2 separate regions of the Homo sapiens genome follow, and region 2 is linked to region 1. Evidence: chromatin loops called from intact Hi-C (ENCODE). Cell type or tissue: dorsolateral prefrontal cortex. All regions are shown on one strand. Links, peaks and the distances in the headings refer to the core of each region. The heading gives the core; the rest is flanking DNA.

Region 1 (5,383 bases), core at 72-5,071:
AAAAAAAAAAACCTAAGCAATAACATTCAGAACATAGGCACGGACAAAGACTTCATGACAAAAATGCCAAAAGCAATTGCAACAAAAGCCAAAATTGACAAATGGGATCTAATTAAACTAAAGAGCTTCTGCACAGAATAAACAACAACAACAAAAACTATTATCAGAGCGAACAGATGACCTACAGAATGGGAGAAAATTTCTGCAATCTACCCACTGACAAAGGTCTAATATCCAGAATCTATGAGGAACTTAAACAAATTTACAAGAAAAACACAACCCCATCAAAAATTGGGCGAAGAATATGAATAGACACTTCTCAAAAGAAGACATTTATGCCACCAACAAACATATGAAAAAAAGCTCAACATCACTGGTCATTAGAGAAATCCAAATCAAAACCACAATGAGATACCATCTCACACCAGTCAGAATGGCCCATTTAAAAAGAAATAATAGATGCTGGCAAGGCTATGGAGAAATAGGAATGCTTTTACACTGTTGGTTGGAATGTAAATTAGTTCAACCATTGTGGAAGACAGTGTAGACTAGATCTTCAAGGATCTAGTACTAGAAATACCATTTGACTCATCAATCCCATTAGTGGGCATATACCCAGAAAAATAGAAATCATTCTATTATAAAGATACATGCACGCATATGTTTATTGCAGCACTATTTACAATAGCAAAGACATGGAACCAACCCAAATACCCATCAATGATAGACTGGACAAAGAAAATGTGGTATATTGCTGGGTGCGGTGGCTCACACCTATAATACTAGCACTTCGGGAGGCCGAGGTGGGTGGATCATGAGGTGAGGAGTTCGAGACCAGCCTGGCCAACATGGTGAAACCACGTCTCTGCTAAAAGTACAAAAATTAGCCAGGTGTGGTGGCGGGTGCCCGTAATCCCAGCTACTCTGAAGGCTGAGGCAGGAGAATCGCTTGAACCCAGAATGCAGAGTTTGCAGTGAGCAGAAATCACGACACTGCACTCCAGCCTGGGCGAAAGAGTGAAAATCCGTAAAAAAAAATAAAAAAAGAAAAGAAAGAAAATGCGCTACATATACACAATGGAATACTATGCAGCCATTAAAAGGAATGGGATCATGTCCTTTGCAGGGACATGGATGAAGCTAGAAGCCATCATCCTCAGCAAACTAACACAGGAACAGAAAACCAAACACCACATATTCTCAATCAAAAGTGGGAGTTGAACAATGAGAACACATGGACACAGGAGGGGAACAACACACATCAGGGCCAGTCAGGGGGTGAGGGGCAAGCAAAGGGAGAACATTAGGACAAATACCTAATTCATACGGGGCTTAAAACCTAGATGATTGGCTCACTCTCTTTCTGCCACCATCTTGGTTCCTCGTTCCCTGCACAAAATGCCCTGTGAAGCCACAGAAACCGTCCCTGCTACAGAGCAGGAGTTGCCGCAGCCGCAGGCTGAGACAGGGTCTGGAACAGAATCTGACAGTGATGAATCAGTACCAGAGCCTGAAGAACAGGATTCCACCCAGACGTCCACACAAGAAGCCCAGCTGGTGGCAGCAGCTGAAATTGATGAAGAGCCAGTCAGTAAAGCAAAACAGATTTGGAGTGAAAAGAAGGCACAGAAGGCTATGTCCAAACTGGGTCTTCGACAGGTTACAGGAGTCACTAGAGTCGCTATCCGGAAATCTAAGAATATCCTTTTTGTCATCACAAAACCAAATGTCTGCAAGAGCCCTGCTTTGGATACCTACATAGTTTCTGGGGAAGCCAAGATCGAAGATTTATCTGAGCAAGCACAACTAGCAGCTGCTGAGAAATTCAATGTTCAAGGTGAAGCTGTCTCAAACATTCAAGAAAACACACAAACTCCAACTGTACAAAAGGAGAGTGAAGAAGAAGAGGTCGATGAAACAGGTGTAGAAGTTAAGGACATAGAATTGGTCATGTCACAAGCAAATGTGTGGAGAGCAAAGGCAGTCCATGCCCTGAAGAACAACAGTAATGATATTGTAAGTGCCATTATGGAATTAACAATGTAACCATCTGAAAGCAACTTTTCTTGGTGTCTCAAAGGAGTAACTGCAGCTTGGTTTGAAATTTGTACTGTTTCTATCATAAATAAAGTTATGGCTTCTTGTTGGAAAAAAAAAACCTAGATGATGGGTTGATAGGTGTAGGAAACCACCATAGCACGTGTACACCTATGTAACAAACCTGCATATTTTGCACTTGTAACCCGGAACTTAAAGTAAAATAAAATTAAAGAAAAGAAAGAAAGAAAGTTATCAGAAGTGTTTTGATGGTGACACAAAAGGGTATACAGGATGCTATGGGAGGATGGAGAAGTGATAGAAGAGTCAACAACTTTGGATGAATTACCCATTCTAGGACTCACTTTCTTCTGCTTTGTATAGGAGGCAATTATCACTACTTCTCAGTTCTAATGCATAGGTTCCATTGAATGTTTAGGTGAAGTAGTGCATGAATCATGGTTAATAATGAAGTAATGCTAGCTGTTCTCTAGGAACAAACCAGAGGGCCAAGTATATTGTGGGAAACAACCTAGAAGACTGGATGCCCTACAGGTGGTTCAGAACATCCATTTCATTTATAGTACTTCCTGTAGAAGATTTTCCTTAAATTTGGTAATCCATTTTAAAGTAGCCTGAAGTATATATAGTGATATAGGACAAAAACGAATGGCGGGCAGCTGTAGAATATGCAAGTAGCTTCTATTTGTAGGTTAACAAGGAGTGTTCTATACATAACCCCTACTCATATAAATGCCCGGCGGGGTGGGGGAGGGGTTGTATATGCCTAGACCATTTGGGAACATTTACAAGAAGCCATTGAGAGCAATTATCATTTGGAAGGCAAATAGATGACAGCAAGGCACTGTGTAACTATTTTGCCAAGTAGGGTGTTCTCTCCTATACAGCACACATATTTACTCTTTAAAATATTTCCATCAAATCCTTCTGCAGTGTATGTGTTTGTGCTCCTGACAAAAGAATATTCGTATTCTCTCCTTTTAGTAAATGGAGTCCCATGAAGAGGAGGCCACGCCATCATTGCATTGCTTTTCTCTCTTTCCTCTGCACTGCAGCTTCCTGCCGCTGAGGAGGGTACCATATCCCTGTGTGCCAGGCTTTCCGTCAGAGTCCATAGACAGCTAGCACTCGAAGAATATGTGAGCAAATATCTGTCAGTGAATGGGATGACAGGCAGACACTGTGTATATTAATACAAAGATCCTAACTCAGATGGGGTCTGACTTGGACATTGTCCCCATGCAGATAGTAGCTGAAACCATTTGCTATGGATGACATTGCCAAGGATCTCACAAACTGCCAGAGTCACCAGGGAGATTTCTTTTAACTATAACCCAGGTACCGCACAGGAAACGTCTGAATCATCCCACCTAGGGAAGCCTACTCTACAGCTGCCCGGCACTGCCCAGACATAGCGCCTCCACTCTCCACACTCCTACAAAGCCCCCACCTACAGAATGAGCAGATAGCATATAAATGTCTCTGCCAGCAGTTTGTCTGCTATGTCTGAGACTGTGGAGGCTGAAAATGCTGGAATGAGTTTGGGAATACAGAAAACAAAGAGGCAAGGACCGACTCTGGAAGCACTTCCTTCAAGGGACAAAGAGAATTAAAACTGCCTGAGAAGGAAAAGGCCAACGTTAGCCAACAAATCCTACATCTGCCTGCCTGAGAAAAACAAGACGAAAATATTTCCAATATTCAATTAACCCAGGACCAAATCACTGATTAAGTTAGAGGAGTTTCAATGGACTACTGAGAGACAAGGAAATCCAATCTTCCACTTTTAGTCTCCTCACGTTCTCCTCACTCACCACATCTCCCAGGCTGAAAATGCAATCAGAGAAGAAGGTGGGAAATGTTCATCAGAGCCGGTCGTTGGCCAGACGCTAATTGCATCCAGAGTCTGTCCAATAAGGGAACAGAAAGGAAACTCTCCACAGGCTTATAAGCTCTGAAGGCGCCAGATTCAGAACTCTCGGGTGGATGGAGAGGCTGTGCTGTGTTGCTGTTCTGACCTGGACCAAGACGGACACGACTGACCTGCAAGACAGGAGCAGCCATTCTTAGTTGGCAGTGGTGCTGAGAGAATCACCCCAACATCTGGAAATTTAAGGGCTGCTCCTGAATACTCACAGAGTCTGGACCCAAGTGGGGATTTGATATCAGGAAAGCGCCCCTCCGACCACAGGTGCAGGTGAGCAGAGACTCGGGGAAGGAGCAGGCGCCGTGGGCCACGTTATGCGTTGGGGAAGACCTCGGAGGCTCAGGCTGCGCATGGAGCAATCCTGCGAGGACTTCTCCTCACAGTCCATGAGGACGAAAATGGGTGGAATAGGAGGCTACATTGGACACCCTGGACAAAATGGCGACACTCCGACACACCAGGGTGGAATAGGAGGCTATATTGAGGAAGTGCTTAGGAAATTCACTTTGCAGAGACCTAGCCAGTGGAGTAGATAAGGTAGGCGAGGTCAGAGGAGGATGCAATAGTTGAGAGCGAGGGGGAAGGACCAGTTGTGCTTGTGGTCAGCGACCCCAAAATATTAGAACTTGAAACCATAATGCCTGGCCTTGCTCTTGCCACTAATTTAGTTCGTCTGAACTTGGGAGATTTGTGTGGCCATAGAGGAGTCAGGCCTGGAAGCCAGATGGAGTTGGAGTAGAAAAAGAATGTGGGGGAGATTTGTGTGAAGTGTGAAGAAGAAAGAGGAGGACACAAGGGATTTTATTTATTTATTTATAAATAAATGCAGTTTCACTCTTGTTGCCCAGGCTGTAGCACAATGGCAGCCTCTCAGCTCACTGCAAGCTCTGCTTCCCAGGTTCAAGTGATCCTCCTGCCTCAGCCTCCCAAGTAGATGGGATTACAGGTGCCTGCCACCACTCCTAGCTAATTTTTGTATTTTTAGTAGAGACCCGGTTTCACCATGTTGGCCAGGCTGGTCTCAAACTTCCGACCTCAGGTGATCTTCCCACCTCGGCCTGCCAAGTTCTGGGATTACAGGCGTGAGCCACTGTGCCCTGCCCACAAGGGATTTTAGAGTTTCTAGATATAGCAGAAGTGAAAGATGAGGTTCAAAAATGAGAGTAAGAGAGAAGCTGGTCTGGCTTGGGGACAATGACAGAGAGACAATAAGACTCAGCTTTTTGTTTTATTTTATTTTATTTTATTTCATTCTATTTTAGACAGGATCATGCTCTGTTGTCAAGGCTAGAGTCCAGTGGCACACTAACCGCTCACTGCAGCCTCAACCTCACGGTCTCAATTGATCCTCCTACCAGAGCCTCCCTAGTAGCTTGGACTACAGGTGTGTGCCACTAT
Region 2 (5,383 bases), core at 89-5,088, 170 kb before region 1:
TTTACCTAATAATAGTTCATGTTGCTTTATCTATATTAATAATTTAATCCTAAGATTAGGCCTATGAGGCAGGTATTGTTATAATGCTACACTAAATCTAAAATCCTCAGAAATACTCATTAGGATCTCATGGACTTGTATATGAGCAGAATCACAGGCTGATTTACGCAAAAAGATGATATATGGGCTATTCATAAACCTCCTTCTTGAAAACTCAGTGACATGAAGCACAAATTAATTCAGAATAACACAAATCAATGTAGACAGGCTTTTCATGATGGTCTTCAATGTATATTTGATCAACTTTCTGTAATGTTCAGGTTTGATATATTCATGAATTGAAAACAGATTTTAATGTCTGTCAAACAAAACATGACCAGGATAGGCATGCCCTCAGGGCAGAAGAAATTATATTCTGCATGCCAAAGTCAAATATAAATGGCGTGGTATATTTCCATTTTTTGTGTTACCCAGACCACTGCTTCCTTGTATTTTCTTAAATTATATAGAATCATTTTGCACCTATTTCGTTGTTCTTTAGTTTTTAAATTCACCACTGTGAAGCTGCAGTATCAGTTTAGAAGAGATTAGTATAACAGTCTCTTTATATCTCTAGAGGTAGCACATAGTGACGCGGCAGTAGCTGCTCTTTCCTGCCTGAATCATATTGCTGTCCACCTGCACACTAGGCCCTGTCTTTGAAAGTTGTCTGGTGTAATGACCAGTAGGAAGTGATAAAATGTAAGTGACCCATCAGGGAATTATAAGGATGTTCTGGGAAGGTAATGATCCTTCATCAAAGGTGTGTCCAGCCTCTTGACAAGCAGTAGCTATCCAGCATCCCCATGCCAGACACTCCCTTCCAGAATAGCTGTAACTGCCAGGTGAACAGTCTTGGTGACTTCGTCCATGATGCACAGAGTTTTAGAGAAAGTAAGCCCAAGGCTGGCAGATCCCCAGTCCAGGTTAGAATCGACTTTATAATTTTAGAAAGTCTTAGGTTTTAAAACTTGATGTCTGTTAAGAATTCATTTAGATATTACATATATTGCTGTTGTCCAACTGTGTCAATGTGGCCAAAGGCCCTACAGCACTACAGCACAGAAAGATATCGGTTCATAAAGAAAAATTGCCACTGCTGTGATTCTATATTAATCAGACAGCAATAAGCATGTTTGTTGTTTAAGAAGATCCCTACCGTTTTTTCAAAGCTGGCCTCACAAACCAGAGTCAAAGTCATAAACCTGGCCACATGCAGTGGCTTACGCCTGTGATCCCAGCACTTTGGGAGGCCAAGGCAGGAGGATGGCTTGAGCCCAGAAGTTTGAGATCAGCCTGGGCAACATAGTGAGACCTCATCTCTATTTAAAAATAAATAAATAAATAAACATAAACCTTTCAGCACTCAAGAGTAGTGAGGCAAAATCAAGTAGGGAAGCTACAAATTTGTACCCAGGTAAACAGATTAAAAAAAAAAATTTTATTTTGCAATGCCACCTCATTCTTCTCCAAAATCAACATTAAGCACAAAACAAAAGTTTAATACACACCTCTAATAATATACAAAATGATTTGATAGTACCAGCACACATTTAGGGAGTTATATGTGATGACTCGATGAAAAATTTATTCCCTTGGTACACAATTTGGGTTGTCTGCAAAATAAGAACTGACGATATCTATAGCACAAAAATAATATTTTGAGTGTTCACTGTCTGCCAAGCACTTAACATATTTAAGCCTCCTTTCATCCCTATGACCACATTGTAAAGCAGGGAAGTAATGCTATGTCTACTTTGGAGATAAGGAAAATGAAATTCCCAGAAGCAATGTGCCCAAGGAGAGGAAGAGGCAGGAAGAGCTCGGTGAGCATGATCATGGCTCAGGTTCTCCATCCACATGCCTAAGACAGGGGTGAGTGTGAAGATGGGAACTGACTCAGAATTAACTGTGTGATCATGGGCAAGTTGCCAAGTTAACCCTCATATCTAAATTCAGGTATCCTTGAACAAACATAGACAGATACTGATGATCCGCCATGTTTACTATAACCATAAACTCTTTGTGAATTAAAAATGGCCTCTCAACCTGGAAAAAATGTAAAATAATATTGAGAATGGAATCCACTAAACAGGAAAAAAAAAAAAAACTCCAGCGCATCAGCTACATCTTTTTCAACTGAGGGTTTCTTTAACTACCTTAAAGTTGTGTTTGTAATTAACTAGGTTTGATTGAACATAAATTAAATGTCTTTTGGTCGCAGAGAAGTTCAACATTCGGGTATGTATGCCTAAAACACTGTAGTCTTAGAGAATGTCATGAAGACTGTGTTCATTTCTAATTCTTCAGTAATTAGAGGTGGGTTTACATTTTGGTCACCGCAGCTATTTCCGTAGCGTGTGGCTAAACTATTGGGCATGCTGAGCTAATACTTCACAACATAGTTCTGCGGGTGCCAAAGGCCACAGGCACCAAGGTTTCCAGTTAAATTGTTAGGAAAAAAATGCCAAAATGTCTGGATCCTGAATTGGAAGCTTCTGCTTCTTCTTCGTAAAAGTGAGGAAAGCCCCTATTAGCAAAAGACCAAACTGAGATTAGTGGCCAATCTGTAGACTTTCTATTATTTCACATAGTTTTAAAGTTATTTTTCTGCAAATTTTTGTCATGGAAAAGTCAGCAATTTTTTTTTGCAATTTTTCTGTTATCTCTGAATACAATGACTCTTCTGCCTTTATAAACCAAATTGTCCAAAATTAAGAAGACATGGCCATAAGTGAGACTGAGGTCTTCCTATTTATCTCAACTGAAAGCCACAAACTTGCATGGAATGAGACTGTTCATTATTTACCAGGGCAAATTTCAGGCTTGTTTTAAATGAAATCAAAATATCCTCTCTGCATCAATGTTCCTGACACACATATTTAGGGATATAGAGGAATCAATAAAGTTATGCTTTAAAAGAAGGATTATTAATCTATTTAATATGGATTGTTAGAGGTGGAGACAGCAAATTTTGAGAACAGGCAACAAACTGGTTTTTTGGCATGTCTTAGAAGTAATTGCAGCAGCCAGCCAGTAGACGGCAATGTTTGACAAACACCCGAATCCAAGAAAAATAATTTTGCTCTGTTGTGTCCCGGTGCTGCCTGTGTAAAACTAATTTCACACCAGCCACCATGCTAAACACTGGGAATGCCAAAGCTTTGTCTTTTTCCCCAGTGAACTGTGAGCAATGCATGCAACTCTTCCAGATAATCCCTTAATCATATTTAAAAATAGGAATAGTGGCCGGGCGCGGTGGCTCACACCTATAATCCCAGCACTTTGGGAGGCCAAGGCGGGTGGATCACAAGGTCAGGAGATCAAGACCAGCCTGGCCAACATGGTGAAACCCCGTCTCTACTAAAAATACAAAAAATTAGCCAGGCGTGGTGGCGCATGCCTGTAGTCCCAGCTACTCGGGAGGCTGAGGCAGGAGAACTGCTTGAACTCGGGAGGTGGAGGTTGCAGTGAGCCGAGATTGCGCCACTGCACTCCAGCCTGGGTGACAGAGCGAGACTCCATCTCAAAAAACAAACAAAAAACGAATAGCTTCTTCTCTTTTTCTCAAAATCCATGTAGTAGGCAGGGGCCTAGGCCAGGTGTGTCCTGAAGGCCTTTGTAGATCAATGAATCCTAATACTGGTAAACTGGATTATTTTAAAATAGAAGCTGTAAAAGGATCAGTAGCTCTACAATGAGGAAGAACAGAATGAATGCCTACAAAGGCATTAATAACTGTGTGTATTATCAAACACTGTTTTTATAATACTATTTTTGAAATCTCAGAAAATGTGCATTAAATTCTAAAATTCTAAAAATTAGCCAAAACCAGACAAACCTAAAACCATAATGGGATACTACTACACATCTATTAGAATGACTAAAATTTAAATATATATACTACTTTTTTTAATTTTTATTTTTCTTAAAGACAGTGACTTGCTGTGTCACCCAGGCTAGGTAAAGTGGCACAATCATAGCTCACTGAAGCCTCAAACTCCTGGGCTAAAGCAGTCCTCTTATTTCTGCCTACTAGTAGCTAGGACTAGAGGCACATGCAACCACACCCGGCTATTTTTTAATTTTGGTACAGACAGGGGTCTTGCTATGTTGCCCAGGCAGGTCGCAAACTCCTGGCCTCAAGCAATTGTCCCACCTCCACCTCTCAAAGTGCTGGGATTACAGGTGTGAGCCACCATTCCTGGCCCTACATATACTACATTTACATACACACACACACACACACACACACACACACAATACCAAGTACTGCTGAAGATGAAGAACTACTGGAATTCTCATATGTTGCTGGTGGGAACGCAAAATGGTACAGCCAGTTTGGAAAGCAGTTTGGAATTTCTTACAAAGATAAAACATATGCTTACCAAAGGACCAAACAATCCTACTCCCAGTACTTACCTTCACTCAAGAACATTTACACAAATGTTTATACCATTATTCACAATTGCCAAAAAATGAGAACAGCCCAAATGTCCTTTAGCAGGTAAATGAATAAACAGACTCTAATACATTTATAAACCAGAATATTATTAAGCAATAAAAAAGAAACAAACTATTGATACATGCAACAATATGAATGAATCTCAAATGTGTTTTGCTAAGTTAGTGTTTCTCAACCTCATTATTGTTTTAGGCCAGATCATTCTTTGTTGTAGGGGGCTGTCCTAAGCATAGGAGGACTTTTAGCAGCCTCCTTGCCTCTTCCCACTAGATCCATGTTGCACTTCCCCAACCCACCTCGTTGTGGCAACCGATAATGTCTCCAGAGACTGCCAAATGTCCCCTGGAGAGGCCAAGGTTTTTCCCAGGTGAGACCCACTGTGCCAAGCAAAAAGAGCCAACTTCATAAGATTACATAGTGGATGCTTCCACCTATGTAACATTGTGGAAAAGGCCAAACCGCAGAAACAGAAAACAGCACAGTGGCTGCCAGGCATTAAGGCCAGGAAGAAGATTTGACTACAAAGGAGTAGCACGGGGAATTGCACAAGCCAGAATCTTGTTCCACATCTTGATGATGCGTGATACATTTGTCTGTGCATTTATCAAAACTCATGGGCCTATCTACCTTAAAAAGTGAATTTTGGGCCGGGCATGGTGGCTCACTCCTGTAATCCCAGCACTTTGGGAGGTTGAGGCGGGTGGATCACCTGAGGTCGGGAGTTCGAGACCAGCCTGACCAAAATGGAGAAACCCCATCTCTACCAAAAATACAGAATTAGTCGGGGGTGGTGGCACTTGCCTGTAATCCCAGCTGCTGGGGAGGCTGAGGCAGGAGAATCGCTTGAACCTGGAAGGCAGAGGTTGCAGTGAGCCGAGA

The links. A loop is a pair of places that touch in the nucleus more often than their neighbours do. Peaks named below come from ENCODE experiments on the same cell type or tissue, not always from the same donor. Only the 100,000 strongest peaks of a DNase experiment are listed, where the experiment ranks them.
Region 2: it touches region 1 in a loop (2.5-fold over the local background); 10 of 110 quality-filtered maps call a loop at or near these places.

Annotation. Positions count from the first base shown.
Region 1 is chr4:164,941,892-164,947,274 of GRCh38, forward strand. It overlaps the pseudogene NACA3P. Among named protein-coding and RNA genes, the nearest start is that of FAM218A, 12 kb to the right of the region's middle. In dorsolateral prefrontal cortex, for the core only: no CTCF peak of the experiment used is centred there; no DNase peak of the experiment used is centred there.
Region 2 is chr4:164,776,860-164,782,242 of GRCh38, forward strand. The region is part of intron 2 of SMIM31 (small integral membrane protein 31); the gene reads left to right. Among named protein-coding and RNA genes, the nearest start is that of SMIM31, 25 kb to the left of the region's middle. In dorsolateral prefrontal cortex, for the core only: CTCF peaks have their summits at 3,064 (motif pointing right) and 3,263; a DNase peak (open chromatin) is centred at 3,102.